4 separate regions of the Homo sapiens genome follow, and regions 1, 3 and 4 are each linked to region 2. A link is an interaction called in ENCODE POLR2A ChIA-PET data of the cell type or tissue named here. Cell type or tissue: K562. All regions are shown on one strand. Each heading gives the region's core, and the rest is flanking DNA. Links, peaks and the distances in the headings are about the cores only. Region 1 overlaps ZDHHC19 (zDHHC palmitoyltransferase 19). Region 2 overlaps TFRC (transferrin receptor). Region 3 has its middle 23 kb from the start of ZDHHC19. Region 4 holds the start of LINC00885 (long intergenic non-protein coding RNA 885).

Region 1 (8,116 bases), core at 1,404-5,403, 120 kb after region 2:
CCTCTGCGAAGCACCTGTCATGTGTGGGGGTTTGTGCCAAGCTCTTTCCATGCACTAGGTAAGCCATGTCATAACCACACGATGAGATACGACTTGTGTGTGTGTGTGTGTGTGTGTTTTCTTCTAGAGATACAATTATTAATCTTACATTACAGGGGGAGAAACCAGGCAGCCCACCTTCAGAGCCCGCGTCTTAACTGTGACCCCACGTTGAAATAAAATGTGGAAACTGCCCACAGACACACCTCGTGGTGGCTACGAGTCACAGGGGCTGCACTTCTGCCTCTTGGGGAGTTGCTTGTTTGCTCCATGCTGGTTTCCTCACCTCAGAAACTAGAATAACAGTTCCATAGAGCAGTCGTGAGGATTGAAGGAGGCAGCCTGGACACTGAGCACAGGCCCTGGCCCAGGCAGGGCTCCATCGAGGGTTTGTTAGTACAGGAGTTCTGGCGAGCCCTCAGCCGCTGGGCTGCTTCCCTCCAGCCATTCCTCTGCATGCTAAGAACTAAAGAGAAGGGAGTCAGACCCAGATGGAGCATGGGTGTCAGGCACTGTGCCCAGCTGCCCATGAGAGCCAGCAAGGTGCCTGTGTCCTTTGAGGTACTAGGATTCTGGGCCCTGGATCCTGCAGTGCGGTGACCTCCCCTTCCCCCATCTGTCCCTGCCCTGCTCCACCCTCAGCCACCTGCAGGGCCCCCACCCAAGGGTCAGGGCAGAGCAGGGCAGAGCAGGGCAGAGCAGGGCAGGGCTGAGTGGGAGGCAGCGGAGGGGGTCATTATCACCGGCAGCACAGGGCTGAAGAGAGTTAAACCTTCTTATCAGTTCCCTGGGCCTGTGCCCAGCCCAGCCCAGCTCTGAGGCACAGGGGCTGGAGAGCAGAGCCCTGGGGTTGCCAGCCAAGCCTGTCTCCTCTGGAATGGCCCAGGACCAGGGATGGGGCAGCGGCCTGGGAACCCGAGAGTCACCAGACTGGCTGCACCGTGTGATCTGATGCAACCACTTCCCTCTCCGGGCCCCAGAGTCCCTGCTTATGAAATTGGGGGTCGGGGGCAGCTGGATGAGGCAGCCCGGGTCCCTTCCTCTCCTAGAGAGTTAGGATCCTGTGATCCCTGGGAGGTGGCTATGACTGTCAGTCCTACAGACGAGGAAGCTGAGGCTACGCACAGGACAGTGACTTCTCCACAGCACACTAGTTGGGCACAGAGAGGAATGATGGGGCTGAGCCCCACCCCACATGCCCATGAAGCTTGTGAGCCTTCCAGAAGGCCCATGGAGGAAAGGCGTGGAGATGGGAGGTCGCTGCCCTGGGCACCCCATCCCAGGGTCTAACCCCTTTCTTCAGGTCCTAGGGGCCAGCTGGGGACCTCTCAGAGGAGCCCTAGACAGTCAGGCACCTGGCGGCTTTGCAGGCCTGGGGTCACTCCTTGGCTCCAGCCCACAGAAGGCAGAGATGGCAGGGCTTCCTGGGCGTATAGACAGTAGGCCCTGTAACTGGGCTCTGATAACACCCCTCCCCTTATCAGTGGGTCAAGGACTGGGTGGGGTGCATCTGAGAATCAAGGGTACATTCCACAGAAACAAGGAAGGGGCAGAAAGGAAAAGTGGGTGCAGCTGAACCGAGGCCTCTCAGCCCGGCTGCAAAGAATCCCGGAGGGGTCCCCTGGCTTAGGGGGGAGAGTGTGGAGTGGTGGGGAGTCAAAGGAAGGGACAGTCTAAGTCTCACTTAACCCTCCAGGAGCCAAGGGGCCTGATCCAAGTGACTTTCCTGAAGAAACCTTAGAAATCCTAGGCTGGGGCCGGGCGCCGTGGCTTATGCCTGTATTCCCAGCCCTTTGGGAGGCTGAGGTGGGCTTATCACTTGAACCCAGGAGTTTGAGACCAGCTTGGCTAACATGGTGAAACTCTGTCTCTACTACAACTACAAAAATTAGCTGGATATGGTGGTGCACACCTGTAATTCCAGCTACTCAGGAAGCTGAGGCACGAGAATCAGTTGAATCCAGGAGGAGGAGGCTGCGGTGAGCCGAGATCGCACCACTGCACTCCAGCCTGGGCGACAGAGCAAGACTCCGTCTCCAAAAAAAAAAAAAGAAATCCCAGGCTGGGAGGGACAGAGAGACCTAGAATCCACATTTAGAGCAGGAGGCCATTGCCCTCAGAGGGTTCATGGTCTCCTTTGACACTATGAGGAAAATTATGTCTGCCCAGTGGGGAAATTGAGGCCCAGCGTGTGAGGGGAAATGACTCACAGCTGGCTTAAGGCTTGAAAGGCCCCTGCCTGAGGCTGAGTGTGTCCCCTGCATACCTGGAGGCGAGGACCAGTAGGTGCCGTCCTGAACTAAGGGACAGGGTGGCAGAGGAAGGTCAGGGCCTCCCCAGATACTGGGCCTGGGCTTCTTTGCCCCTGTGGGCTGGGACTCCAGGCAGGCACCACTTCTTCAACCAGCCAGTTCCATAATTCACATCCCGGCCTTGGCCCAGGCTCCTGGACCCCCTCCCCCGTGGCCCATGCCAGGCAGGTGGGTGAGGCTGGGCCTGCACAGGGAAGGGTCTGAAGCCTGCAGGGTCGGTTGTGGCAGGACCCATTGGGCTGGAGATCTGGAGGGACGTCCTGCATCACCAGCGGTAGAGAGGACAGGGGCTGGGCCAGCGTCCCCCTGAGAATGCGCTCACACCCCAGCACACAGACACACACACCTCCGCGGCACCTGGGGGTGGCTCATCTGAACCCTTGGGTGACATCCTTCTGCCCCCACCCTCCTCCACACCCTGGTTTCACCCGGATACGAAGGTGGCAGGAAGCAAACAGTGTGACTTGGGCCCATTTTGACGCTCCAGGTGGCAGAATCACTGGAACACCTGATAAAAATTCCCACCCTCCCCTGACACGGAAAGGCTGAGCCAGAAGAGCCTGGCAGAAGGGACTTCCCTGAAGAAAGGGGCCCAGGTCAGTCTCGAAGGTGGTCCTTGGAGAAGCTCTGGGTGGTGTGTCAGCTGCGTGGTGGAGAAAATCATCATGATGACACTGACCGCGCTCACTGTGTGCCTACCGTGTACCTGTGTCCCGATGTTTTGCATGAAACACCTCATTCCGGCCTCTGCCAGCCTTCCAGAAAGATGCATTATTCCCAGTCCCACGGTCACATTCTGGCCGCTAGCAGAGCCACAGTTAGATGTGTCCCCCCGACCCCCCCAACCCCAGGGGCCTGAAGACTTGTGGGGCCTGGGACCACCCCAGGGGCAAGACCAGAACCAGCTCCTGACCTCCCACCAGGAAAGAGGGACCAGGGTGAGACACAGCTGCAGGAAAGATGCAAGGCTGGGCCGTGGTGGAGAACGCCCCCACCCCTCCACTTCCCCAGGACGCGGCAGGCAGGAGGGGGCCACTCCCAGCCTCAGGGCCCCAGAAATGGTAAGGCCAGCCCTAACCCCACCCCAGAGGCTCCAGAGAGGCAGGGCTGGACCAGGCCAGGCCTGGTGAATCCCTGGGCTGCGAGCGCCCCCTGCAGCCAGACAAAGGTGTGGCCGGGCAGAGGCCAGGTGCTCCCCAACCTCGGACACCCCGACATTGGTGGATTTTCCTCTTCCATCATCTCCAGCCCTAGCTGGGAGCTAGGCCAGTCAACTGCTGCAATTATTATTATTATTATTATTGTCTGTTGTTGTTGTTGCCCTTTTTTTTTTTTTGAGACAGAGTCTCACTCTGTCACCCAGGCTGGAGTGCAATGGTGTGGTCTTGGCTCACTGCATCCTCCAACTGCCGGGTTCAAGCAATTCTCCTGCCTCAGCCTCCCTAGTAGCTGGGACTACAGGCATGTACCACCAAGCCCAGCTAGTTTCTGTATTTTTTACTAGAGACAGGGTTTCACTATGTTGGCCAGGCTGGTCTCGAACTCCTGACCTCAGGTGGCCTCCGGCCTCCCAAAGTGCTGGGATTACAGGCGTGAGCCACCACGCCCAGCCTATTGTTGCCCAATTTTAAGGAGGAGAGAAATGTTAGGTGTCTTGTCCAAGGTCACAGAGCCAGGTGGTGTCAGGTCCTGAACTCAGGCCTCCACAGATCCTGGGTCCTCCATCCCGGAAGGTCTTTGTCCCGGCCCATTAGAGCCTCCTCCAAGCCCTCACCCAGGACGGACATGCGCAGCGTGACAGTTGTAAGAGGCAGGCAAGAGTATTTAATGGGCATTGAGGGTCTTGGCAGTCCCACCAGGGGAGTGGGCAAAGGGCAAGGCACAGAAAGGCTTCCACTCAGGGCTCAGGAAGTGGGAGGTAAGGAGGCAGGTTCAGGAGGCGGGTTCAGGAGGCGGGTTCGGAGGTGAGCTCAGGTGCTGGTGCTGTGGGCATCTCCGGGTGCACAGGGGCGAGAGGAAGGCCGAACCTCGCCTGGGGGCTCCTGCAGCAGCAGGGGCAGCACTGGGCCCGTGTGGAACTAAACACAGAACAGGGGCATGAGTGCTCTCAACAAGACCCCGCCCCGCAGCTCGTGCCAGGTCTCCTGCTCCTGGAGGCAAAGGGAGCGGGCTGGCCCCACAGAATGTGCTGCAGAGGCCCCGGGGCGCAGGGGTTGCCCAGCCCCACGGTGGCCTCCTGATGCTCCACCTCCATGTCTCACGGGGCTTCGAGTCAATGTTTCCTTTAAATAAAAGAGTCTCCCGCCACCCGCACCCCCTGGCCAAATTATAAACCACGAGACTCATCTCAGTCCTGCGAGTAGGTGACTGGCCTGAGGCCCATCAGCACATGTAGTGGGGGAGTCATCCTCCATTTGTCTTTGTGACTCCAGGGACTCCTGGGTGTATTCTAGAGGCCTGGGCCCTGCTTCCAACGCCCCTCCAGTGTAGAACCCTCCTCCCCCCAAGCTCGGAGCGCTCCAGCTTCAGGGTCAGCCAAACCTCAGGGGCCTCCCCCCACACCCTCACAACCTGCAGACACCCCCCTCCCGACACGCACAGACACCCACGCACACACACGCTTCTTACCTCCTGGAGAGCTGCAGCCTCACCACGCCCCGGGGGTCCCTTCCCTGCTTTGTAGGGACCCAGAGGTTGGGGCTGGGGGGTTGAGAGCAGAGGGGGACATTGGAGGGTGCAGATTCGGCATGGATGTCCAGTCAGGCCCCACCACTCTCTGCAGCTGGACAGCTTCAGCCATGTACCTGGGGAGCAGCAGGCCAGATGCAGGGGCCACCGTCCTCCCTGGTCCGGCTCCCCTGCCCGCCTCAGCTTGGGAAGCACACGGCCCAGGGCTTAGCTCTGCAGGAAGCTGAGGCCAGCCTCATCCAGGATGCAGCAGCCCTGTATGCCATAGTGGGGCAGGAACACACAGAGCCAAGGACGTAGGGAGGCCCCAGAGCTCCCAGTGCCCTGGAGAAAACCCCAGAGGAGCAGGAACAGTGAGTGTAAGGGCCTGGGGCTGTGGTAAGGAGCCAGGGTGAACCCACCTCTGCCCCACCCCCAGGGTTCACCAGTTGGGCCTCTGGCTTGCCAACTCACTTGGGTCCCAGTGGTGCACAAATTGTTAAATACCAGTTGCTGGCACAGCCCTGGTCGAAGGGGTTGTATCCCTGAAGGTGTCTGCACTGGTCGGGGATGGAAACCGGAAGAGGAGCTCAGAACCAGCAGGAATGGCTGGGCCATCGCCCAGTGGCCCTCCCTGAGCTGGTCAGCTAGCCAGGGCTCAGCCCAGGGCACCAGCAAGCTGGAGGCCAGGAGACTGAAGGACCTCCCCACCACTGCCCCATCCTCCTCCTCTTGGTCTCCACTGGCCACACACATCCTCCTGCTACCTCCTTCCAGATACTGAATGTCACTGTCTGGAAGGTCAGTTGAGCAAGGCCCAGTCGTATTTCCCTAACCATGATCACATGGCCCAGGAAAATCTGGGCTAAAAGCCTTGAACACGCAATGCGGTAAAGGCCAAGTCGTCCCCTGGGCACTCTTGACCTTGATCAGGTTCTCTCCCTCCTCTCTCCCCTTCGCCCACTCACTCTACCCATCCACCTCACCCCCTCCCAAACTCCCTCTCCGCCACAGGGCAGGCTGGGCCTCACCTGACTTCAAGAGCCTTTGCTGTCATGTTTTGTCACTGAAAGTGGCCCAGCAGCATCTCTGCCCACCACCAACTCCCCTGTGTCCCATGTCCCCGCTCTCCGCCGCAAAGGCTGAGATTTTCAACACCATTCTCCACCAAAGGAACCAGGACTCCATGCAAGGACAGCTGGCACTCACTGGAGGGAGGAAAAGTCTGGACAGCTCCATAACAGCTCACTGTCGCCACTCACTGTTGCCATAGGGCAATACGCATCCTTGCACTATTTGAGATTCTGCCTACTTTAAGGTATTTAAAGCATGTAAAAGAAACGTATTGGCCGGGTGAGATGGCTCACGCCTGTAATCCCTGCACTTTGGGAGGCCGAGGCAGGTGGATCACTTGAGGTCAGGAGTTTGAGACCAGCCTGGCCAACATGGTGAAACCCCATCTCTACTAAAAATACAAAAAATTAGCCAGGCGTGGTGGCGGGTGCCTGTGATCCCAGCTACTCGGGAGGCTGAGACAGAAGAATCGCTTGAACCCGGGAGGCGGAGGTTGCAGTGAGCCGAGATCATGCCACTGCACTCCAGCCTGGGCGACAGAGCGACACTCTGGCTCAGAAAAAAGAAACTGGTATTGTATTAGTCATTTAGAAGATTTTGATTAAATTTATGGAATTTGGGCCAGGCATGGTGATTGGCACCTGTAATCCGAGTGTTTTGGGAGGTGGAGAAGGGAGGATCTCTTGACCCCAGAAGTTCAAGACCAGCCTGAGACTTTCATCTCTAAAAAAATAAAAATAGGTGGCTGTGGCATTGTGCACCTGTAGTCTCAGCTTCTTGGGAGGCTGGGATGAGAGGATCCCTTGAGCCTAGGAGTTCGAGGCTGCAGTGAGCTATGATTACGCCACTGCACTCCAGCCTGAATGACAGAGTGGGACCCTGTCTCTAGAAAAACTAAAATCTAATAAAAATATATTGACAGAATTTTAAAATTTAGGGATATATATATATATATGTATATATATATATAATTTTTTTTTTTTTGAGATGGAGTCTTGCTCTGTCACCCAGGCTGGAGTGCAGTGGCGCGATCTCAGCTCACTGCAAGCTCCGCCTCCCAGGTTCACGCCATTCTCCTGCCTCAGCCTCCCAAGTAGCTGGGATTACAGGTGCTCGCCACCACGCCCAGCTAATTTTTTGTATTTTTAGTAGAGACGGGGTTTCACCGTGTTAGCCAGGATGGTCTCGATCTCCTGACCTCGTGATCCGCCCACCTTGGCCTCCCAAAGTGCTGGGATTACAAGCGTGAGCCACCACGCCTGGCCTTTTTTTTTTTTTTTTTTAGACGCAGTTTTGCTCTTGTTGCCCAGGCTGGAGTGCAGTGATCATAGGTCCTCACAAATTCAAACTCCTGGGCTCAAGGGATCCTCCCACCTCTGTCTCCCAAGTAGCTGAGACTACAGGCATGCACCACTATGCCCAGCCAATTTTTAATTTTTTTTGCAGGAATGGGGTCTGGCTATGTTGCCCAGGCTGGTCTTGAACTCCTGGCCTCAAGCGATCTTCCCACCTCAGCCTTTCAAAGGGCTGGGATTACAGGTGTGAGTCACTGTACCCGGCATTAGGGAAATAAATTTTTATTTATTAGATGTATATAAGGTATAGAAAAATGTTGATTGTATATGAGGCATAGAAAAATGCTTAAAGGAATGATGATCTTTAATAAATTCATAAGACTGACCCATACATTTTTCTTTTTTTTGAGACGGAGTCTCACTGTGTCGCCCAGGCTGGAGTGCAGTGGCACGATCTTGGCTCACTGCAACCTCCGCCTCCCGGGTTCAAGCGATTCTTCTGCTTCAGCCTCCCAAGTAGCTGGGATTACAGGCACCCACCATCACGCCCAGCTAATTTTTGTATTTTTAGTAGAGACGGGGTTTCACTGTGTTGGCCAGTCTCGAACTCCTGACCTCATGATCCGCCCACCTCGGCCTCCCAAAGTGCTGGGATTACAGCCGTGAGCCACCGCACCGGGCCAAAACTGACCAATACATTTGTACCTGCCTCTCCCACGCAAGATGCTT
Region 2 (5,952 bases), core at 1,166-5,165:
TCTCCCTCTCTCTCCCAGGATGGAGTACAGTGGTGTGATCACAGCTCACTGCAGCCTCAAAATCCTGGGCTCTACTGATTCCCCCACCTCAGCCTCCTGAGTAGCTGGGACTAGGGGCACAAATCAGTTCAGGATACTATGCAGTAACCCAGACCATGATGTTGGTGGGAGCAAGGGAGCAAGAATAAAACAAAGTTATAAATAAGCAGAAATTCTGACTAAGCATAAGATAGAAGACAGAAAAGAGAGAATAGACCAGACACAGTGGCTCATGCCTGTAATCCCAGCACTCTGGGGGGGGCCGAGGCACACAGATCATTTATGGTCAGAAGTTTGAGACAAGCCTGACCAACATGGTGAAATCCCCTCTCACTAAAAATTCAAAAAAAAAAAAACCACTAGCTGGGCATGGTGTCGCACGCCTGTAATCTCAGCCACCCAGGAGGCTGAGGCAGGAGAATCGCTTGAACTCAGGAGGCGGAGGTTACAGTGAGCTAAGATTGCACACTGCATTCCAACCTGGGCAACAGAGCCCAGGCTGAGACTCCATCTCAAAAAATAAAATAAAAATAAATAAATAAATAAATACAAATAAGAGAGAATTGAGGTCTAGACAGAGTGTTAAGAGTTAGGCTCCTTCTCGTCATGGCCTGGATGGCTGTTTTTTTTGTATGTTCTTTCAGCTTTCACTCATACTGTCTACTCAATGTTTCTTAAAATTTCATTTTTTTTTTAATAGAGATGGGCTTGCTATGTTGCCCAGGCAAGTCTCAAACTCCTCAAGTGATCCTCCTGCCTCACCTCCCAAACTGCTGGGATTGCGGGAGTGAGCCACCACACTTGGCCTCATTCAGCCTTTGCTTTTTTTTTTTTTTTTGAGACGGAGTCTCACTCTGTTGCCCAGGCTGGAGTGCAATGGCGTGATCTCAGCTCATTGCAACCTCCGCCTCCCGGGTTCAAGCAATTCTCCTGCCTCAGCCTCCCAAGTAGCTGGGACTACAGGCATGCGCCATGACACTCAGCTAATTTTTTTTTTTTTTGTATTTTTAGTAGAGACCGAGTTTCACCATGTTGGTCAGGCTGGTCTTGAACTCCTGACCACAGGTGATCCACCCACCTCAGCCTCCCAAAGTGCTGGGATTACAGGCGTGAGCCACAGCGCCCCGCAAGCCTTTGCTTTTTACTTCTCCTACTAAAACATTTTGATCAGGGCTTTAATTCGTCTTATCTACTAAGCTGTCCCCGTCTACCACACCCAGAACCACTCTGAGAATTCTTCCAAGACTTTCCATAATTAACCCTACTGAAGGCTGAACTCTTTGTGAGATCAGTTATGCCTCAAGACTACCAATTCAAATGTAAATGAATACCTGATAATAGATTGGGGTTATTATTTCATGCTTACTCAGTTAAAGTCATGCTTGTATATTTCACATTCTTGCAGACACAGAAATACAACTGAAAATATCTTACCAAGTTAGAGAATGCTGATCTAGCTTGATCCATCATTCTGAACTGCCACACAGAAGAACCTAGGTATCAGAATAGAGAATTATTGAGAAAGATACTACTGTATCAGATTAGTGAGCTTTCTATTACCAGGCTAAATGATACATTAAATTTTTAAAATACATTATCACTTTTCTAGAAAAGGTATTTAACCATAGTTTACATGACAACTAAATTAAGTGGGATCCTTTTTAAAGTTTGTTATATACATAATTCTTTTTTTTTCTTTTTGTAGAGACAAGGTCACCCTATGTTGCCCAGGCTGGTCTTGAACTCCTGGCCTCAAACAATCCTCCCACCTTGGCCTCCCAAAGTGCTGCAATTATAAGTACGAACCACTATGTTCTGAGTAGACAAAAGTGACACATACTGCTGGGCGGGGTGGCTCACACCTGTAATCCTAGCACTTTGGGAGGCTGAGATGGGTGGATCACCTGAGGTCAGGAGTTCAAGACCAGCCTGGCCAACATGGAGAAACCCTGTCTCTACTAAAAATACAAAAATTAGCCGGACGTGGTGGTGGGCGCCTGTAATCCCAGCCACTCGGGAGCCTGAGGCAGGAGAATGGCGTGAACCCAGGAGGTGGAGCTTGCAGTGAGCCAAGATCGCGCCACTGCACTCCAGCCTGGAAAACAAGAGCAAAACTCTGTCTCAAAAAAAAAAGAAAGTGACACATACAAAAAGACAAAATTAAGACTAAGGCAGACAAGACCAGTTATGCTACAAATACCACAAACCATCTCCAATGGGAAGGGGAAGAAATACTGATCCTGACTGAATGAATAGTTCCTACAAGTGATTCGATCTTTGACACAAGAAGAAACATGAAACACAGATTACGCTGTTTTACAGATGAAGAGGCCAGTTATTAGAGAAACTAAGTGGCCTGTTCAAGGCTGAAAATTGATAATCTAAGCGAAGTTAAATGGGTTACTGGGTTATAGAAATTGTGTTATCATCTCTGGAAATTTAAGACATTAACCTTAACTTTTGTCAAAGCAAAATACATCTCTGTAATCAAAGTCCTAAGTTAAGTTAAAGGCCTTAACTGAAATCTGAATTTTCCAGTTAATTTGGTTTGAGGGCATCTAGATACTTGAAAATGACATTATCCTGAGATTTGCAAAATGGACATTTATTGGATACCATTTTAAAGCTTTTCCTATATACGAGTACACTTAGGGCATATTAAACACACACGGCACAAAGCAAGCTGTGAGGTATACGCAAATTGTAAAGCAAAGGGTATTATAACTGGCATTAAGAAAAAGCTTTCTGGCCAGGCACGGTGGCTCATGCCTGTAATCCCAACACTTTGGGAGGCCGAGGCAGGTGGATCACGAGGTCAGGAGTTTGAGACCAGCCTGGCCAAGGTGGTGAAACCCCATCTCTACTAAAAATACAAAAATTAGATGGGCGTGGTGGTGGGCACCTGTAATCCCAGCTACTGGGGAGGCTGAGGCAGGAGAATCGCTTGAACCCGGGAGGTGGAGGTTGCAGTGAGCCGAGATGGCACCACTGCACTCCAGCCTGGGTGACGGAGTGAAACTCCATCTCAAAAAAATAATAAAAAAGAAAAAGAAAAAGCTCTAAAACCTATTACAAAAAATTCTTTTTAAATTCAAGCTTTAAAAACCAGTGTCCATATGCAATAGACCATATTCTTAGAAGCATAATCTTTTTTTTTTTCTTGAGACAGAGTTTCGGTCTTGTTGCCTAGGCTGGAGTGCAATGGCAGGATCTCGGCTCACTGCAACCTCCCCCTCCCGGGTTCAAGCCATTTTCCCACCTCAGACTCCGAGTAGCTGGGATTACAGGTGCCCACCACCATGCCCAGCTAATTTTTGTATTTTTAGTAGAGACGGGATTTTACCACGTTGGCCAGGCTGGTCTGGAACTTCTGACCTAGGGTGATCCACCCACCTGGCCTCCCAAAGTGCTAAGATTAGTTACTTGATAAGAACATCCCAAGGAAATCGAAGGCGTGAGCCACTGCGCCCAGCCAGAAGCACAATCTTTTGCCCCTTCTGTTACAAAAAGCTTATCACTACCACTCCACCAGAACAGTAAGGACCCAATCATTAGAGCCAGAACTGGAAGGCCCCACCCTGAACCAATTTTAATCATCCTTTTCTAGGAAAAAACATCTTGCAAGTTTTAACACTCATCTGAACCATCATTCCTCAAGTTTTCTTGTTTTAAATTAATTTTAAGAACACAAAGCGATGGCCGGGCATGGTGGCTCACGCCTGTAATCCCAGCAACACTTTGGGAGGCCGAGGCGAGCAGATCACCTGAGGTTGAGAGTTTGAGACTAGCCTGACCAAACATGGAGAAATCCCATCTCTACCAAAAAAATACAAAATTAGCCGGGCATGGTGGCGCATGCCTGTAATCCCAGCTACTGGGGAGGCTGAGGCAGGAGAATCACTTGAACCTGGGGGAGGTGGAGGTTGCAGGGAGCCGAGATCACACCATTGCACTACAGCCTGGGCAACAAGCGTGAAACTCTGTCAAAAATAAATAAATAAATAATAATCTAAGCTACTTGTGTTATCTTTGGTGTTCTCAATGGTGACTGAAAACAACAATTCAATTTCTCACATTAATAATGAAGCTCAGGTAGGCAAAACGTAGCCCCACGTTTTGAACCATGAAATGGAACACATTCACTGCCTAACAACTTCACTACCCTCTATTTTCTCCAAAATCAGACAGAATCCAGCCCCTGTTTTTACCCACCAACATTCTTCTCTGTTCCTTGAGGTCCTCCTCATTTCTTCCAGGCTCAGCTCAAGGCTTCATCTCTATGAAGCCTTCTCTGACTGACTTCCCTATCCTGTAATAACTGGTATTGAACTACCTGATAATGAGTAAAAATATTGTCTTTAACAGTACTGGGGCATGCCTGATGCATGAGATTCCAAATGATATGAAAAATATAATGAAAACATTGGACCAGGAATCTTTTCCCGTCCCCATCACTCTTCTGGTTTAGTAGGGAGTTTTTTTGTTGTTGTTTTTGAGATGGCATCTCGCTGTCGCGCAGGCTGGAGTGCAGTAGCACGATCTCAGCTCACTACAACCTCTGCCTCCCAGGTTAAAGCGACTCTCGAGCCTCAGCCTCCTGAGTGGCTGGGATTACAGGTGTGCACCACCATGCCCAGCTAATTTTTGTATTTTTCGTAGAGACGGGGTTTCACCATGTTGGCCAGGCTAGTCTCGAACTCCTCACCACAAGTGATCCACCTGCCTCGGCCTCCCAAAGTGCTGGAATTACAGACGTGAGCCACCATGCCCGGCTAATTTTTGTGTTTTTAGTAGAGACAGGATTTCACCATGTTAGTCAGACTGGACTCGAACTCCTGACCTTAGGTGATCCGCCTGCCTTGGCCTCCCAAAGTGCTGGGATTACAGGCGGGAGCCAATGCGCCCAGCCGAGGGTCATTTTTAACTAGCATTGTGATCGATTCAGGTTTAGCTGGGAATCTTGCTCCATGACATTTAAATACATTATCAGAGGCAAGTAACTGCCTCGCCTTAGGGCGGAGTTAGCCAAACTGCTGTCTATCTAACAATCTTCAACACAGGCTAGGTTTACAGCCACCATTACTTGATAAGAACATCCAAAGGAAATTGAAGGATGCTATGCTATATATAACCTTGCAAAATCGATGACAAAAATTATCTTAACTCTGAGTTTTCTTGAGAAGCATATTGTAACCCAAAATTCAGGGCCGGGGGGCGGGGGGAACCAGCAGGGTCCACAAGTACTCTAGACAGCCTAACCTTAATTTTCACAGTAAGCTTAGCATATAAGCATGGGGTAGCCAAATACAATTTCCTACTTTAATCCTCTTATCAACGGGGAAGAAAATGGAAAAAGCTGCAGAATCCAGTCCCCCGGGTAAGTGAGGTCTCTACAAGCAGTAAGCAGAGGGAAAGCGTTATCCGAAAAGAGCCGAATCAGAATGTATTTTCTTACCCACCCTCCCAACCTTAAAAGAACTGTCCAGCAGAATGTGACACAATCGGCCTCTCCGGCGCCCATCAATCCAGCACAGCCCTCTGACCACACCGCTAATCTCCAAGTATCTTTCACAAATAAGTCACTCCTATGGCTCCCGTCTTGTAGTGAGAACTGCTAGCAATATTCTTAATGTGAACACCTGCGGCGTTCAGTCGGATTCTGCCTTGAGAAAACAGAATCCACACACAAGGCGAACAGGCAGAGCATGGCAAGATCAGGTTGTACCAGAGCCGAAGGGTAAGTTTACAGAAACCCGTATCTAATTAATGCCTGTAACACGCTAGTAACCGAATCGGGGACAGCTTTGTCCCTTTCCGCAGTGAGAACGGGGCCCGCCCGGAGCCCGGGGAACCGAAGGTTTAGGAGCCCAAGGTCACCCACGAATCCCAGCCGTTCCCTGGGGCGACTTCCTG
Region 3 (8,143 bases), core at 3,191-7,190, 110 kb after region 2:
CACTTTGGGAGGCCGAGGCGGGTGGATCACGAGGTCAGGAGTTTGAGACCAGCCTGGCCAACATGGCGAAACCCCGTCTCTACTAAAAATACAAAAATTAGCCAGGCGTGGTGGCGGGTGCCTGTAATCCCAGCTACTCAGGAGACTGAGGCAAAAGAATGGCTTGAACCCGGGAGGCGGAGGTTGCAGTGAGCCGAGATTGAGCCACTGCACTCCAGCCTGGGCGACAGAGCAAGACACCATCAAAAACAAAACAAAACAAAACAAAACAAAACAAAAATCTCCTGTCTCTAGGACCAGGCACAATGGCCTAGGCCTGTAATTCCAGCACTTTGGGAGGTCAAAGTGGAAGGATTGCTTGAGGCCAGGAGTTCAAGACTGGCCTGGGCAACATGATGAAAACCCCCTCTCTACAAAAAAATTAAAATTAAACAAATCAGTTGGGCAGGGTGGTGCACCTGTAGTCCTAGTTGCTCTGGAGGCTGAGACAGGAGGATGGCTTGAGCCTGGGAGGTGGAGGCTGCAGGGAGCCATGGTCTCTCCTTCACATTCCGGCCTGGGAGCAAGCCCTTCATCTCTAAAATAATAATAATAATAAAATAAATAAATAAATAAATAAATAAATAAATAAATAAACTGTCTCCAAATCCTTCCATTCTAGTCCAGGCCTCTTTTGAGTTAGCTCTATTTTTTCCTAATACTCATTAAATAAATGCTTAACTATTAAAATAGAAAGTCCTCTGGGCGGGGAATGGGGTGGGGGGCGGCTGCCAGGCCATGGCCAGAGGCTATTATGCACTGGAAACCCCGCATAGCAGAGGGGCAGCCCTGCACCTGCCCCTGTCCAAGGTAGGTGGGTGGTGACTGCAGGCCATGGGAAACGTCCATCCTAGGGGAGTCACCAGCCACCTGGGAAGCCAGGATCAAGGCCCTCCACCCCCAGAGTACAGGAGACAAAGGGAGGAACACCAGGGACAAGGAACCCTAGGACCCGAAGCAAAGTGGCGTTCGCTCACCCGGGAGTGCCACGTTCGTGCCACCGTCACAGCCCTCACCTCCCGCCCGCCAGCACCTGAGACCGGAGTGCTGGGGGGCTGGCTGCAGGCGAAGGAGGTGAGGGCGGATTCGTTTCTCACTGCAACTGCAGCCTCTAGAGCTGGGTGGGCAGGGTCTGGCTCCATGAGCTCAGAGCTGACCCTCTACAAAGATTCCAGGACTTGGGGGCTGGAGACATCTCTCTTCGAAAACAGATTAATCCAGAGGAGCTGTGGGCCCTGTGTTTAGTAAATTGTACTCTGTGTCTTCAGCATAGAAAGTCCTTCCCACTCCCTGCTCAGTATCTCCCAGCCCTCCTAGGAGGCAGGCAAGGCAACTCCAGGACAGTCACCCTAGTTCACAGATGAGGAAACTGGGGTTTCAAGACTGAGACATGAGCGCTCAGCACAGTCCGGGGTGGGGGGCAGCAAGGGGGTATTACTGAGCACCTCTCATGCACTGCCACAGCCCCAGACCTTACCCCACTTCATGCCTGGGACAGCCCGTAAGCTGCGGACTACTGGCCAGGTAAACAAGGGGAAGAATCCTACCCAAGATGTAGCTGATTTGAATTTGTTAAGAATTAAGGCCAGGTGTGGTGGCTCACGCCTGTAATCCCAGCACTTTGGGAGGCAGAGGCAGACGGGTCACCTGAGGTCAGGAGTTCGAGACCAGCCTGGCCAACATGGTGAAACCCCATCTCTACTAAAAATACAAGAAATTAGCCGGACGTGGTGGCAGACGCCTGTAATTCCAGCTACTCGGGAGGCTGAGGCAGGAGAATCGCTTGAACCTGGGAGGTGGAGGTTGCAGTGAGCCGAGATCATGCCACTGCACTCCAGCCTGGGCAACAAAGGGAAACTCTATCTCAAAAATATAAAAAAATTTTAAAAATGTAAAAATTATGGCAGCCCCAATTTCCAACTAAGTTATATTCCAAGGTATAGTCAAAACACATTTTCCCACTGCAACAATGTTATTTTATTTAGATATTGGGGCTTGTCCATCAAGGGCCAGTTAACCCACAACACTCCAGAATTTCTGAACAAGTGTAATGAACAGCTGACAAATATTATTACAACATCAATGGTCAAAATAGAAAAGCAATAGCATTTGATAAGAAATTACTTTTTTTTTTTTTGAGACAGAGTCTTGCTCTGTCACCCAGGCTGGAGCACAGTGGCACGATCTCGGCTCACTGCAACCTCCACCTCCCAGGTTCAAGCGATTCTCCTGCCTCAGCCTCCCAAGCAGCTGGGACTACAAGCACCTGTCACGACGCCCGGCTAATTTTTGTACTTTTAGCAGAGACAGGGTTTCACCATGTTGGCCAAGCTGGTCTCAAGCTCCTGGCCTTAAATGGTCCACCTGCCTTGGCCTCCCAAAGTGCTGGGATTACAGGTGTGAGCCACTGCATCCGGCTGACTTTTTATTTAATATCTTGAATACCTGCCTGAAAATCTGAGGCCGGATGGAAGAATGGACAGAATTGCCCCCACTCTCCTGTTCTGGAATTTAAAGAAGAAAAAAGAGGGGAGGAGGCATCACCTAGTTGGGACCAGGCTTGGGGAAAAAAGGACAGAATTTGCAGACCAAACAGGGAAGCTGTGAAAGAAAAAAGCAAGTCCCTGGCAAGCAGCTCAGCAGCTGGAAATCCCCCTCGGTCCTTGGGAGAGACAATGAGCTCCAGCTGCTCTCAACTGCGATGCAGAGAGAGCTGGTTCCCACCCTGCAGCCGTCCCCGTGTCCTTCTCCTCGCTGAGCCTCACCTCCTCCGCCTGCCACAGAGGCGAGCATCCCGCTTCCTGCCCAGGGATGCAGCGGAGAATGAATATCACCTAGGTAACAACTCACAAGCACAGTGTCTGGCTTCGGGGCGTAGGGGCGGGGACACATGTAATCAATACAAGCCGCCTGCCTGGGTGGCTTCCCCCTTCCCTGATGAAGACCTCCAGGCCGCAGAGAATGCTCTGTTCCTGGTCACAAGGCTGCAGCTGAAGGGCGGGGGAGGCCTCTCAGATTCAAAACAGAGCAGAGATGAGAGGCCTAATTCTAATTTGAGATCAGAGCCTGACAGCTGGGCAGGTGGCAGGCGGCCGCTTCCTCCCCTCCGTGGAGCCTGCCAGGAGAGGGGCTGTGGTCGTATTAAGGGTGTGAGTGGCAAGGCCCGCAGCGGGATGGGCAGTCCCCGCCATGCCAGTGCAGCTCTGTGTAAATCCTTAGTCCCGAGTATCCTCGTGTAACTCAGAGCTGGAAAGAGCCGTAGATCTTCTGGTTCCATGCTTTCATTTTACACATAAGGAAACAGGCCCACAGAGGAAAAGGGCTTTTTGTAGTCACGTGGCGAGGCAGGGGAAGCTGGGCCCAGAATGCAGGGGACCTGCCACCCAGACCCACAGCCAGGACCCCCCAACGGGAAAACGCTCGCTCGGCCACCAAGAGCATTTGATGAATTTGCCTCTAGTCTTTTAAAAATACATATATGCAATTTTATTTTAAAATGTTTTATTTTTATTTTATTTTATTTTTTTTGAAACAGGGTCTCACTCTGTCAGCCAGGCTGGAGTGCAGTGGCATGATCATGGCTCACTGCAACCTCCACCTCCTGGGCTCAAGCGATTCTCCTGCCTCAGCCTCCCAAGTAGCTGGGACTACTACAGGCAGGCATGTGCCACCATACTTAGCTAATATGATTTTTTGTAGAAATGGGGTCTTGCTCACAACAAAGCCCAGGCTGCTTTAAAATTCCCTTGCTCAAATGATCCTCCCACCTCAGCCTCCCAAAGAGTTGGGATTGCAGGTGTGAGCCACTGCACCCAGCCTACATGCAATTCTATTTTATTTTTTTTATTTTTTCATTTTATTTTTGAGACGGGGTTTCGTTCTGTTGTCCAGGCTGGAGTGTAGTGGCGAAATTAAAGCTCACTGCAGCCTCTACTTCCTGGGCTCAAGTGATCCTCCCCCCTCAGCCTCCTGAATAGCTGGGACTATAGGTGTGCATCCCCATGCCTGGCTAACTTTTTTCTATTTTTTTGTAGAGATAGGGCGAGCCACTGTGTTGCCCAGGCAGGTCTCAAACTCCTGGGCTCAAGCAATCCTTTCATCTCGGCTTCCCAAAGTGCTGGGATCACAGGTGTGAGCCATTGTGCCTGGCTGTAATTTTAAATTAATACCTAATTATACTATGCATGAATACATTCTCTTTAAAAAGTTATTTCCTTGCCTCTTGGATATGGTGTGGCTACTTAGTGTTTGTTAAATGTGTGAACAGGTGAATTCTTATTTCTATCATCCCATTCAGGCCCCAATCTTATTACCAGCTCCTCCCTGGATGCCAGCACCTCTCAACGCCCCCTCCCCTAGGACCCTCCTACCAGGACCACTGGATCAGGGCACCCAGGGGCAAGGAGGCCAGTGAGGCTGCTTGAGGGCCCCTCTAATTCCTGCCCCGCTCTTGGTTGGGGCTAGCTTTGGGGCACACTTTGGACTTTTTTTTTTTTTTTTCCAGATGGAGTCTCACTCTGTTGCCCAGGCTGGAGTATAGTAGTGTAATTTTGGCTCAACCTCTGCCTCCTGGGTCCAAGCGATTCTCCTGCCTCAGCCTCCCAAGTAGCTGGGACTACAGGCACGTGCCACCACGCCCGGCTAATTTTTGTATCTTTAGTAGAGACGGGGTTTCACCATGTTGGCCAGGCTGGTCTCGAACTCCTGACCTCAGGGGATCCGCCCGCCTTGGCCTCCCAAAGTGCTGGGATTACAGGCGTGAGCCACCACGCCCAGCCCTTTGGAATTTTTTATCCCAGCCCCAAGCTTGGGACGGGTCTGGGGCACCCAGATACCCTCCCTGTGAAGCCAGGGCCCCCCGCCCTGCTCAACTGCCTGCACACAAGCAGGTGTTCCTCCTTCTCTGTGGCTCCTCTCACCTTTGCTTCCTCTCTCCCGGTATTGGGACGTGGAAAGACATTAAACACCTGGGAGCCCCCAGGGAATAATTCAAATTCAATCATAGAAAATGAAGGCACAAGGCCTGGGCTGCTGGGAGGGCCCGAGGGCCTGGAGATGGAGGCTTGGCAGGCCCAGCACTGCTGAAGCCAAGGGAATGAGTGACTTCTCCAAAAGCAGGTTGAGTCATGCTGAACCTCACTGGTTCCCCAGTAGCAGGAGCATGAGGACCAAGGACGGACCTAGAAGATTCATGGTAGGGGCTGAGGGGAAGAGCAGCCAAGAGTCAGGAGGGTCAGAAGTGTGTCTGATCCCTTGGCAGGGTGCGGTGGCTCACGCCTGTAATCCCAGCACTTTGGAAGTCCGAGGCGGGCGGATCACCTGAGGTCAGGAGTTCAAGAGCAGCCTGGCCAACATGGTGAAAACCCGTCTCTACTTAAAATACAAAAATTAGCCGGGTGTGGTGGCGGGCGCCTGTAATCCCAGCAACTCAGAAGGCTGAGGCAGGAGAATCGCTTGAACCCGGGAGGCGGAGGCTGCAGTGAGCCGAGATCGCGCCACCGCACTCCAGCCAGGGTGACAGAGCGAGACTCTGTCTCAAAAACAGCAATAACAACAAAAGAAGTATGTCTGATTCCTCAGGCCAGAGTAAAAGAGGTTTCAAGAAAGAGGGTGTGGTCAACAGTGCCAGGTGCAGCTAATGTAAAGGAAAAGTGGCCTCCTTTTTCCCTTGACGTGGATGCGTACAAACCCTCCCCTGGGACCAAGCTCAGGGCCGGGCCACGACCAGGGGCCCTCAGGCTAGATCTGGTGCCGGAGGAGACCTGCTGCCGAGGCTGGACGGGTGAGCCTGGAAGGGCGTGGACCCTCCACCCAACCTCAGGGACAAGTGCCTGACACCCCCCTGAGCAGAAACAGGGTGGGACGGAAACCAAACAAATTGCTCCTGAAATCCATGTTTTAGGAATGTTTGGTTTTCAGCTTCTCTTTCCTGCAGCAGGATGTTTAAAGAAAACAAATCTTTAAAGTCTTCTACTCCAAAGCAAAGAGCGCTGTGTGTGCCTACTTCTGGTCTCCGCTTCAGGAACAAACCCCCTTTACTCTCTGGCCTGGATTGGGCGCAAGGCAGCCGGAGCTTCCTGGCCAAGCTGGGCCAGCAGCCCAGGCCCCCACCAAAGGCTCAGAGTGAGCTGGGCACCACCAGGCCTTGAGGCCTTCCAGAGGCTTCTACTCCAGGGCACTCTGAGGCCGGGGGCTGTGGGTGGCTAACAGACTATGCCGCCAGCTGGGAGCAGAGGGGGCCCCATCTCTGCCCCAAATCCAAGTCTGGCCAGCTCCTTCCCCTAGGGATAGATACTTGGTGGGGAAGAGAGGGAGCTGAGAAGGTCACCCAAGAAAGGTGAGCCGGGCCGTCTGCCTGGGAGTCAGAATGAGGTGGCCCATCCTCGGACTTGACCATTTCCCAATGCCCTGTTTAATTTAATTTTTTATTTTATTATATAGGGACAGGGTCTCAATATATTGCCCAGGCTAGTCTCGAACTCCTGGACTCACATGACCCACTTGCCTCGGCCTCCCAAAGTGCTGGGACTACAGGCATGAGCCACCACCCCCACCCCCCAGATAATCTAAATTCAGAGCCTGCAAAAGGCTCAGGGCCCAAGGAGAGAAAATGGAGACAGAAGAGAAAGGGAATTTCTCCCTCCAGGTCCCCACGCCTGAGTCAGACCCTCTCACTGTTTCCTTTACAACCACCGCACACCCACCTGGACCTGGCCTAAGAAAAGGAATACAAGTCCATGAAGGTTCTCCCTTCTTTTTCTTCTTTTTCTTCTTCTTTTTCGTCTTTTCTTCTTCTTCTTTTTCCTCCTCCTCCTCTTCTTCTTCTTCTTTCTTCTTCTGTCGCCCAGGCTGGAGTGTAATGACGCGATCTTGGCTCACGGCAACCTCCACTTCCGTATCTCAAGGAATTCTCCTGCCTCAGCCTCTGGGACTACAGGTGTGCGCCACCACACCCGGCTAATTTTTGTATTTTTTGTAGAGACAGGGTTTCGCTATGTTGGCCGGGCTGGTCTTGAACTCCTGACCTCAGGTGATCCGCCCACCTCGGCCTCCCAAAGCGCTGGGATTACAGGCATGAGCCACCATGCCCGGCCCATCATGTACCCTTCTGATCCTACAAGCGCACTGTGAGGTCGGCCGGGCATGGAGTTTGGTTTCAACTTCACGTTGAGATCGGAGCAGCTCTGAGAGGTCGGGGCTTCATCCAGGGCCACACATCCAGCTGGCAGCAGAGCCACCTGTCCACCCAGCTCTCCGGATGCCCGGCCTGTGCTCCCTACACAGCCGCTTACTGCCCTGCCAGGAAAAGGCAGGCAGGAGGGATCTTTCCACTCCCATTAGGGGCTGAGGAACAGGCATCTAGGAGCTAAATCTGACTGGGGGAGTCTCCCAGCCCAGACAGCCCAGGGCCCTGCCCAGGGGTCAGTGCTTTCACTTGCTGACCTCATGCCTCCACCACTACTCGGGGACAGATGAGGTTCAGCATGACTCAGGTTCAGCCAAAGGATACTAATGGGCCATGGAATAAATCCTGCCTGGAGCCCTGTTCACCTCAGGACTTGTCCTCAGACCATGGACCTTCCTCCCTGGTCACTCAGTCAAGGAATCGCAGGAGATCAGTGCAAGAGTAGCTCTGAATGGGCCGGGCGCGGCGGCTCACGCCTGTAATCCCAGCACTTTGGGAGGCCGAGGCGGGTGGATCACGAGGTCAGGAGATCGAGACCATCCTGGCCAACACGGTGAAACCCCGTCTCTACTAAAAATACAAAAGATTGTCCGGGCGTGGTGGCGGGCGCCTGTAGTCCCAGCTACTCGGGAGGCCGAGGCAGGAGAATGGCGTGAACCCGGGAGGCAGAGGCTGCAGTGAGCCGAGATCGCACCACCGCACTCCAGCCTGGGCGACAGAGCGAGACTCCGTCTCAAAAAAATAAAAAAATAAAAATAAAAAACAGTAGTCCTGAAGCCCCCAGCCCAGCACACCTGGTCTTTGCAGGCCCGAGACACCCACAAGAGTAACAGCAGCGCCTCATTCAGGAGGCTGAGGACTAAGTGAGCAAACGCAGGCCGAGTGCTTCCCCAGGCCTGGACCTCCATTAGCATTCAA
Region 4 (8,143 bases), core at 2,162-6,161, 62 kb after region 2:
CCCAACAAGGTTGTTTTCTTCCTGTCTAGTTCTTCCAGCTTGTCCAGGCATGTACATATTTTATTTCGCTGTAGTCAGAGTCATTATTTATTTTTTGCTTGTGTAATATTTTTATCATAAATGTTCATTCACAATCCTGTAGTCTTCATAAGTAGAATTTTTTTTTTCCCCCTTCAGGACAGAGTGTTGCTCTCGTCGCCCAGGCTGGAGGGCAATGGCGCAATCTCGGCTCACTGCCACCTCCGCCTCCCGGGTTCAAGGGATTCTCCTGCCTCAGCCTCCCAGTAGCTGGAACTACAGGCGTGCACCACCCCATGCCCATCTAATTTTTGTATTTTTAGTACAGACAGGGTTTCGCCATATTGGCCAGGCTGGTCTCAGACTCCTGGCCTCAGGTGATCCACCTGCCTCGGCTTTCCAAAGTGCTGGATGACAGGCGTGAGCCACTGCGCCTGGCCCATAAGTAGAATTTTTAATGGCAACCTGATATGCCACCAAGCTGATGCGCCATCAGTTATTTCTTCATTATTCTCTTGCTGGATATTTTCTTCTTTTTGCTGTTGAAGGACAACATATTTATACATAATTTTAATTTATTTACTTACTTATTTTTGAGACGGAGTCTCAGTGTATTGCCCAGGCTGATGTGCAGTGGAGTGATCTCGGCTCACTGCAACCTCCACCTCCTGGGTTCAAGCGATTCTCATGCTTCAGCCTCCTGAGTAGCTGGGACCACAGGCATGTGCCTTCACACCCAGCTAATTTTTGTATTTTTACCAGATAAACGGTTTCACCATGTTGGTCAGGCTGGTCTCGAACTCCTGGCCTCAAGCGATCCACCTGTGTTGGCCTCCCAAAGTGCTGGGATTATAGGCGTGAGCCACCGCACCCGGCCCCAAATTCTTTATGGCTACATTGCTCCCCAGAGTGGAATAATTTACACTTTTCTAGCAGCATGTGAGTACCTTCCAACCAACTCGGCACGGGCTTTTGTGCTGTTGATATGGTTGCATCTTGTCAGTTTCATCTGGTACAGTGTGGTGTTATTCACTGTTGAACTTCCTCTCGAATAAAATTTAGTTCATATTTTTTGCTCATTATCAGTTTTTGTTTTTGTTTGAGACAGGGTCTGGTTCTGTTGCCAGGATGGAGTGCTACGGTGCGATCTCAGCTCACCGCAGCCTTGATCTCTCAGGCTCAAGTAATCCTCCTACCTTAGCCTTCTGGGTAACTAGGACTACAGGCATGTGTCACCAGGCCTAGGTAATTTAAAAAAAAAATGTGGCCAGGCATGGTGGCTCACGCCTGTAATCCCAGCACTTTGGGAGGCTGAGGCGGGCAGATCATAAGGTCAGGAGATCGAGACCATCCTGGCCAACATGGTGAAAACCTGTTTCTACTAAAAATACAAAAATTAGCTGAGCATGGTGGCACATGCCTGTAGTCCCAGCTACTTGGGAGGCTGAGGCAGGAGAATTGCTTGAACCCGGGAGGCAGAGGTTGTAGTGAGCCAAGATCACACCACTGCACTCCAGCCTGGGCAACAAGAGCAAAACTCCGTCCCCAAAAAAAAAAAAAAATGTTTAGTAGAGACGAGGTCTCATTATGTTGCCCAGTCTGGCCTCAAACTCCTGAGCTCAAGTTGATCCTCCCACTTCAGCCTCCCAAAGTGCTGGGATTACAGGTCTGAGCTACCATACCTGGCCTAGCTTATCAGTCTTATTAGCTATTTATGAACCTTGTCTTTTGTCATTATTTGCTGCAAGCTCTTCCTCCAAATCTTTTTCTTTTTCAAAATTATATTTTTAAAAAGTTATAAAAGCAATACATGTTTATGGTAGAAAATCTGAAAAATAGAGAAAAAGTCATAAAATATATGCCACCACTTAAAATTAACCTTTATTATCCTGTTTGTCTGTCTGTTTTTGAGACAGGGTCTGGCACCGTCCCCCAAGCTGGAGTGTTGTGAGTGTGGTTCCCAGCAGCCTTGAGCTCCTGGGCTCAACGATCCTCTGGCATGAGCCGCTGTGCCTGGTGTTATTATCCTGTTTCAAAACCAGCTGTGAAAAGATAATTTGACCCTATTGGGAAATGAAGATATGGACTGGTTGTTGGATGATACTGAGGAATTTTTGTTAGTTTTGTTGAGGGCGTAATAGCAGGGTAGATGTATGTTTTCAAAATCCCTTATCAGTTTACATGCTCACTGGAATATTTACAGGAAAATTCATGTGACGTCTTGGCTTTGCTTTTAAAAACTCCAGCACACACACAAAAATAAATAAATGATTGGGGAAAATTAGATAAAACCAAATTGGCAGTATTTGTTGATACTAGATGATGGATATATGAGTATTCATTTCATTGTTCTCTCTACTTTTACGTACATTTGAAGTTTTCTGTGACTTACGTTTAAAAGTTATCTTCTCAGGAGGACTCCCAGGCTTAGCTTGCCTAAAATTCCAATCCCATCTCCTTGGCTGACTTTCATACTCCTCACTCCTGCTTTGTTTTTCCTCCTTAGCATTTCATCACGACCTGCCACGCTAAACGCGTTCTTAGGTATCTGGTCATCTTGGCTTCTTACCTCTCCCCAACTGGAATGTGAACTCCCTCAGGAAGGAATTTTACTGTTTTCTTCCCGCCCTTGCTATCAACAGTGCCTGAGTATTCAAATCATTATCACATGAAAAACAAACTCACTGTTAACATTTTTCTTCGGTTTTTTGTTTTTTTCTGAGACAGGCTCTCACTCTGTCACCCAGGCTGGAGTACAATGGCATGATCTCGGCTCACTGCAGCCTCAACCTCACAGGCTCAAGAGATCCTCCCACCTCAGCCTCCTGAATAGCTGGGATTGTAAGCACGCATCGCAATATTCGGCTAATTGTTATTTTCTGTAAAGACAGGGTGTCACTCTGTTGCCCAGGCAGGAGTGCAGTGGTGCCATCACGACTCACTGCAGCCTCAACCTCCGAGGCTCAAGCGATCCTCCCACCCCAGCCTCCCACCTCAGACTGTAGTCATGAGCCACCATGCCCAGCCAATAAAAACTTTAAAAGACCTTTCTAAACCATCAAGGTTGGAGGCATTAAGGATTTTTGTTGTTGTTACTGCTCATTTCTTTTTTCTTTTTTCTTTTTTTTTGAGACAGAGTCTCACCCTGCCCCCCAGGCTGGAATACAGTAGAGCGATCTCAGCTCACTGCAACCTCTGCCTCCTGGGTTCAAGTGATTCTCCCGCCTCAGCCTCCCAAGTAGCTGGGATTACAGGTGCCCACCACCATCCCCGGCTAATTTTTGTATTTTTAGTAGAGACGGGGTTTCACCATGTTTGCCAGGCTGGTCTCGAACTCCTGACGTCAAGTGATCCACCTACCTCGGCCTCCCAAAGTGCTGGGTTTACAGTCCTGAGCCACGGCGCCCGACCATCATTTCTTAACGAGCATACATTAAAATTTCCAGGCAGTCAAACTTAGTGACTGCTTTACAAACATGAAATATCACACCAATATTTAAAGAAATGAGCAAAACCTGTTTTTAAAAATTTACACACACCAAAAACGACATGGAAAACCTAGGCCCACTTTTAGGATCGCCCTCTAGACAAAACAAATAAGGAAAGGCTAATCTTTGAGGAAAATATCCTATAAAATATACCTGAGGGGAGAAAGCCCCTATCATGAAGAAATGGTTAGAGCTATTCTGTTTCCCTTGTGGTACTTTTATCACTCTTTAAGAGAATCCATCACAGGCCTTCAATCTCTAGCCAGCCTAGACACAGATGTGCGTGGGCCGACCCAGCAAGGGGCAGGAGGAAAACCCCTCTGCTTCCTGTCCCCGGCTTCTCCCACTTACTCCCCCGCCCCCCACCTCTGCCCGTCTAATGGTTCCCTGGGCCGACTCGGTCGCCCTGCCAGCCTGTCCTCCTTCACTCAGGCACACACTGTTTCCACGCCCGGGAGCCTGGCTCACTTGCAGAGCTATAAAAACAGACATCCACCAGGCACGGTGGCTCACGCCTATAATCCCAGCACTTTGGGAGGCCAAGATGGGTGGATCACCTGAGGTTAGGGGTTCGAGACCAGCCTGGCCAACATGGTGAAACCCCATTTCTACTAAAAATACAAAAAACTAGCCTGGCATCATGTCATGCGTCTGTAATCCCAGCTACTTGGGAGACTGAGGCAGGGGAATCGCTTGAACCCGGGAGGCAGAGGTTGCAGTGAACCGAGATCACACCACTGCACTCCAGCCTGGGCAACAAGAGCAAAACTCCATCTCAAAAAAAAAAAAACAAAACAAAAACACTCAGACATCAGGCTGGCCGCCGTGGCTCATGCCTACAATCCCAGCACTTTGGGAGGCCGAGGCAGGGAGGATCCCTTAAGCCCAGGAGTTCAAGATCAGCCTGGGCAACACGGCGAGGCCCCGTCTCTACTAAAAATACAACAAAATTAGCTAGGTGCAGTGGTGCTTGTGGTGGTCTCAGCTACTTGGGAGGCTGAGGTGGGAGGATCACTTGAGCCCAGAAGGCAGACAGAGGTTGCAGCACTGCACTCCAGCCTCGGTGACAGAGTGTGACTCCAAGTCACAGGAAAACCCAACAAAACACAGACGCCGCCCCCACCTGCTTTGCCCGACTCTGCAGAGTCCCACCCGGATGATCTGGGGGAGGGAAGGAGTTTGTCTTTTTCGAAGCCCTCTGTGGTTTTCGGATGAGCGGATTTAGGGACAGTCTGCACATGTCTTTCACTCCTGCTATGGACCCCAGAACCCACCACAGTGCCTGGCTAAATTGCACGTGCTTAAATAAATATGGAACAAATGAACCAACTGACCTCTTTTGATGTTCCCAGCCATTCTGTGAGGCAGAGGATCAAATGGGTATTATTGTCCCCATTTGACAGAGGCCCAGAGAGGTGACAGGAATTCCCCAAGGTCACAGATGGAGGGGCCCGAGGCTGCCTCCCACTACCAGGCTGATTTCCAGAGGCTTAAGGTGGGGGCTGAGTTTAAGGAGGGGAAAAAGAAAAACACATCCCCTTACCTAGTGGGTAGAGAGGAGTAGGGGCAAGGGAGAGAAAAGAGGAAACGAAAGAAGAGGGGAAAGAGGAAAGAAGAAGGGGAAGGTTAGAGATGCCTAAAAGCATGGAACTGGAGGAAAGACATCAAAATAACAAAGAGCAAGACTAGCCGCGTGGTGGCTCACGCCCGTAATCCCAGCACTTTGGGAGGCCAAGGTGGGCAGATCATTTAAGGTCATGAGTTCAAGACCAGCCTAGCCAACATGGTGAAACCCTGTTTCTACTAACAATACAAAAAAATTAGCTGGGCGTGGTGGTACATGCCTGTTATCCCAGCTACTCGGGAGAGTGAGGCAGGAGATTCACTTGACCCTGGGAGGCAGAGTTTGCAGTGAGCCGAGATCATGCCACTGTACTCCAGCCTGGGTGACAGAGTGAGAGTCCTTCGAAAGAGAGAGAGAGAGAAAGAGAGAGAGAGAGGAAAGAAGGAAGGAAGGAAAGAAAAGAGAGAGAGAGAGGGAGGGAGGGAAGGGAGGGAAATGAGGGAAGCTAAGAGGGGGTTGGGCTGCAAATCCTATCTCTGGGCAGCGGGTCTGGGCCCCTCGTCCCTGCAGCAGGTCTGGGCCCCTCGTCCCTGCAGCGGGTCTGGGCCCCTCGTCCCTGCAGCGGGTCTGGGCCCCTCGTCCCTGCAGCAGGTCTGGGCCACTCTTCCCTGAGTTTGATGCTTGGTTTGGAGTCAGGGCTCTGAGCCCAGAGTCCCTGTGGAAAACACATCCCTCCACTGACTATGGCCTCTGTCCCACAACCTCCCCCCTCCCCAGGCCTGTGTGTGTTTAGACAGCTTGCCCTGCATTTTTAGAACAATTTTTAACTTGTAGGCTGTACCTGCGGAACCAGAATGTCTGGCCAAGACCTGTTACCTAACAGCCTCAGACCATTTGGGTGCCAACAGCAACTGCAGCTCTGGCCCAAGCCAGGTGTGGGCTGACCTAGCCAGGGAGCGGGGAAGTGAAAGGAATGGGTCCCTTCCCACTCAGAGGGCGGAGCCCCCACTTCTGGTGAGAGAAAGCTGAGCAGAATGGATCTAATCTGATTCCTCCACCCAGAAGCCCTTAAAATGCAGCTTTGTTTTAAGCCTTCTTGAAGATTTGGGCTAGATCTAGAAAAGAACCTCACCACGGAGGATGTGCAAAGTACAACACGTGACCCCGGAGACGGAAGCTCTTCTCTACCTCCGTAAAGATGATCTCTGATGAACAGACATGATCATGCCTGGAGAACAGGGATGGACAGTCCCGCTTCTGAAAGACCCTGTCTGGCTGATGATTCATGGTGCGCCGGGCAGACCCCAGGCCAAGAGACCCCACCCACAGTACCTGAGTGCTCAGCTGGGAACCAGACCAGACCTCAAAACAGGTTTGCAGAATTAAGATGAGGAGCTGAGCTCAACACAGCCTCCGCAGCTCCCCAGGGCGGGCCTGAGCCGAGGGAGAGCCCATGGCCATCAGGGTGCTGGAATGCATGTCACACTGCATTACGTGCATTACGATCCACGCTGCAATGACAGCCCAGAGCGTGGAGAACCCAGAGAGGGTGGGGAGATGGAATCCCGGCGAGCCAGCGCTGGCAGGGACCACGGGGAGCAGCTGGTCCAGCCGCCGGTTTTCCAAGAGAGAAGACTAAGAAGTGAGTCACTTGCCCACAGCCACAGAGAGAAGGAGGGCAACGAGGCCGGCAGGTCAGCAGCGAGCAGTTAGTTCAAGGCCTTGAGGGCTTCCACTAACTTTGAAGGGCGAGGATGGGCGGAGCTCTGGAGGCCGCCGGGGTAGGTTCGAGGGGAGTGTTCAAGAAGCCTCTTTTTTTTTTTTTTTTTTTTTTTTTTTTTTTTTTTTGAGACGGAGTCTTGCTCTGTCACCCAGGCTGGAGTGCTGTGGCGTGATATCGGCTCACTGCAACCCCCACCTCCCAGGTTCAAGAAATTCTCTTGCATCAGCCTCCGGAGTAGCTGGGATTACAGACACCCGCCACCACACCCGGCTAATTGTTGTATTTTTAGTAGAGACGGGGTTTCACCATGTTGGATAGGCTGGTCTCAAACTCTTGACCTCAGGTGATCCACCCGCCTTGGCCTCCCAAAGTGTTGGGATTACAGGCCTGAGCCACCACAACAAGCCAAGAAGCCCTTTTTGTAGAGTTCTAATCCTGGGTCTGCGGCTGAGCCATGGTTGTGTTCACAAAGCAGAGCAATCAACCGGGCATAGGGATGGACCTCCTGGGGCCAAAATGGCGGCTGACATCTCCACCCTGACCTTTCTTCTCAGGTTCCCAAGGTTACCACCCAACCCTGCCAACTTTCGCACCCCGCAAGGAGCAAGACCCCGCCCGCTCACCACCTGCCTGTGCAGCCAACGGGCCTCGCTGAGCTGCCCTGGGCCGCTCCCTCCATTCACACAGTTGGCCCTCCCTCTCCCTGCCTCCCTTCGCCTACCCCACGAACTACTTCATCCCTCTGGGCCGGCACTGTAGAAGCCCCATTGTTCACATCGACCTCCCAATTATCTCCTCTTTCCCTCTCCCTCTGCTCCTGCCCAGACCAGCCCCCCAGCATTGACCTGGATGCCTGCCACAGCCTCCTCCCTGGTCTCCGGCCTCCCACCTCTGCTCCTCGGTCTCCTCTACCCAGCCAGTAACTGCAGAGAGCACTAAAGCACAGTCCTGGCATCTCACCCCCTTAACCCTGGCCACGGCTTCCCAGTGCCTCCAAGATAAAGCACCAACACCTGAGGACAGCAGGTGAGTCCTCCCGGAGCTAGCTCTCCCCCACCTTCCTGTCACCCTCTGCCCCAGGCTCTGCCCGTGCTGCTGCCCCCTGAACCCACACTTCCGTCTTTTGCTTTCCCTTTCCCTGGGATGCTCTTATACCCCCTGGCCCCCTGGGATATCTTCTCATCTGTTAAGTCTCAACCCAGAGCTGCTTCCTCTGGGAAACCCTCATTGGTCTCCTCGGGCAGAGGCTGGTGTTTTTCTCTCATGCGTCCTCGGGCAGAGGCTGGTGTTTTTCTCTCATGCGTCCTCGGGCAGAGGCTGGTGTTTTTCTCTCATATGCCTGCAACAGCC

The links. ChIA-PET counts read pairs that join two places held together with the same protein. Peaks named below come from ENCODE experiments on the same cell type or tissue, not always from the same donor. Only the 100,000 strongest peaks of a DNase experiment are listed, where the experiment ranks them.
Region 1: POLR2A ChIA-PET joins it to region 2 with 11 read pairs; 20 of 35 experiments call an interaction of 5 or more read pairs at or near these places.
Region 3: POLR2A ChIA-PET joins it to region 2 with 28 read pairs; 22 of 35 experiments call an interaction of 5 or more read pairs at or near these places.
Region 4: POLR2A ChIA-PET joins it to region 2 with 19 read pairs; 11 of 35 experiments call an interaction of 5 or more read pairs at or near these places.

Annotation. Positions count from the first base shown.
Region 1 is chr3:196,193,297-196,201,412 of GRCh38, forward strand. It overlaps ZDHHC19 (zDHHC palmitoyltransferase 19), which reads right to left. Exons shown (of 8, transcript NM_001039617.2): 6 at 5,493-5,578; 7 at 4,980-5,155; 8 at 4,156-4,429. The coding sequence ends at 4,999. Among named protein-coding and RNA genes, the nearest start is that of ZDHHC19, 14 kb to the right of the region's middle. RefSeq lists a cis regulatory region at 491-1,150 and enhancers at 763-892, 953-1,082, 3,206-3,275, 3,306-3,405, 4,792-5,737. In K562, for the core only: a CTCF peak has its summit at 3,501 (motif pointing left); DNase peaks (open chromatin) are centred at 1,518 and 3,455.
Region 2 is chr3:196,075,591-196,081,542 of GRCh38, forward strand. TFRC (transferrin receptor) reads right to left here. Exons shown (of 19, transcript NM_001128148.3): 2 at 1,474-1,532. The coding sequence starts at 1,509. Among named protein-coding and RNA genes, the nearest start is that of TFRC, 3.5 kb to the right of the region's middle. RefSeq lists an enhancer at 4,752-5,251. In K562, for the core only: no CTCF peak of the experiment used is centred there; a DNase peak (open chromatin) is centred at 3,581; H3K4me3 peaks cover 3,949 bases.
Region 3 is chr3:196,184,018-196,192,160 of GRCh38, forward strand. No RefSeq gene overlaps it. Among named protein-coding and RNA genes, the nearest start is that of ZDHHC19, 23 kb to the right of the region's middle. RefSeq lists enhancers at 2,508-3,127, 3,128-3,746, 6,843-7,461. In K562, for the core only: no CTCF peak of the experiment used is centred there; no DNase peak of the experiment used is centred there.
Region 4 is chr3:196,136,559-196,144,701 of GRCh38, forward strand. LINC00885 (long intergenic non-protein coding RNA 885) reads left to right here and starts at 6,078. Exons shown (of 3, transcript NR_034088.1): 1 at 6,078-6,442; 2 at 7,348-7,819. RefSeq lists enhancers at 3,882-3,931, 3,982-4,041. In K562, for the core only: no CTCF peak of the experiment used is centred there; DNase peaks (open chromatin) are centred at 3,833, 4,663 and 6,133; H3K4me3 peaks cover 2,165 bases.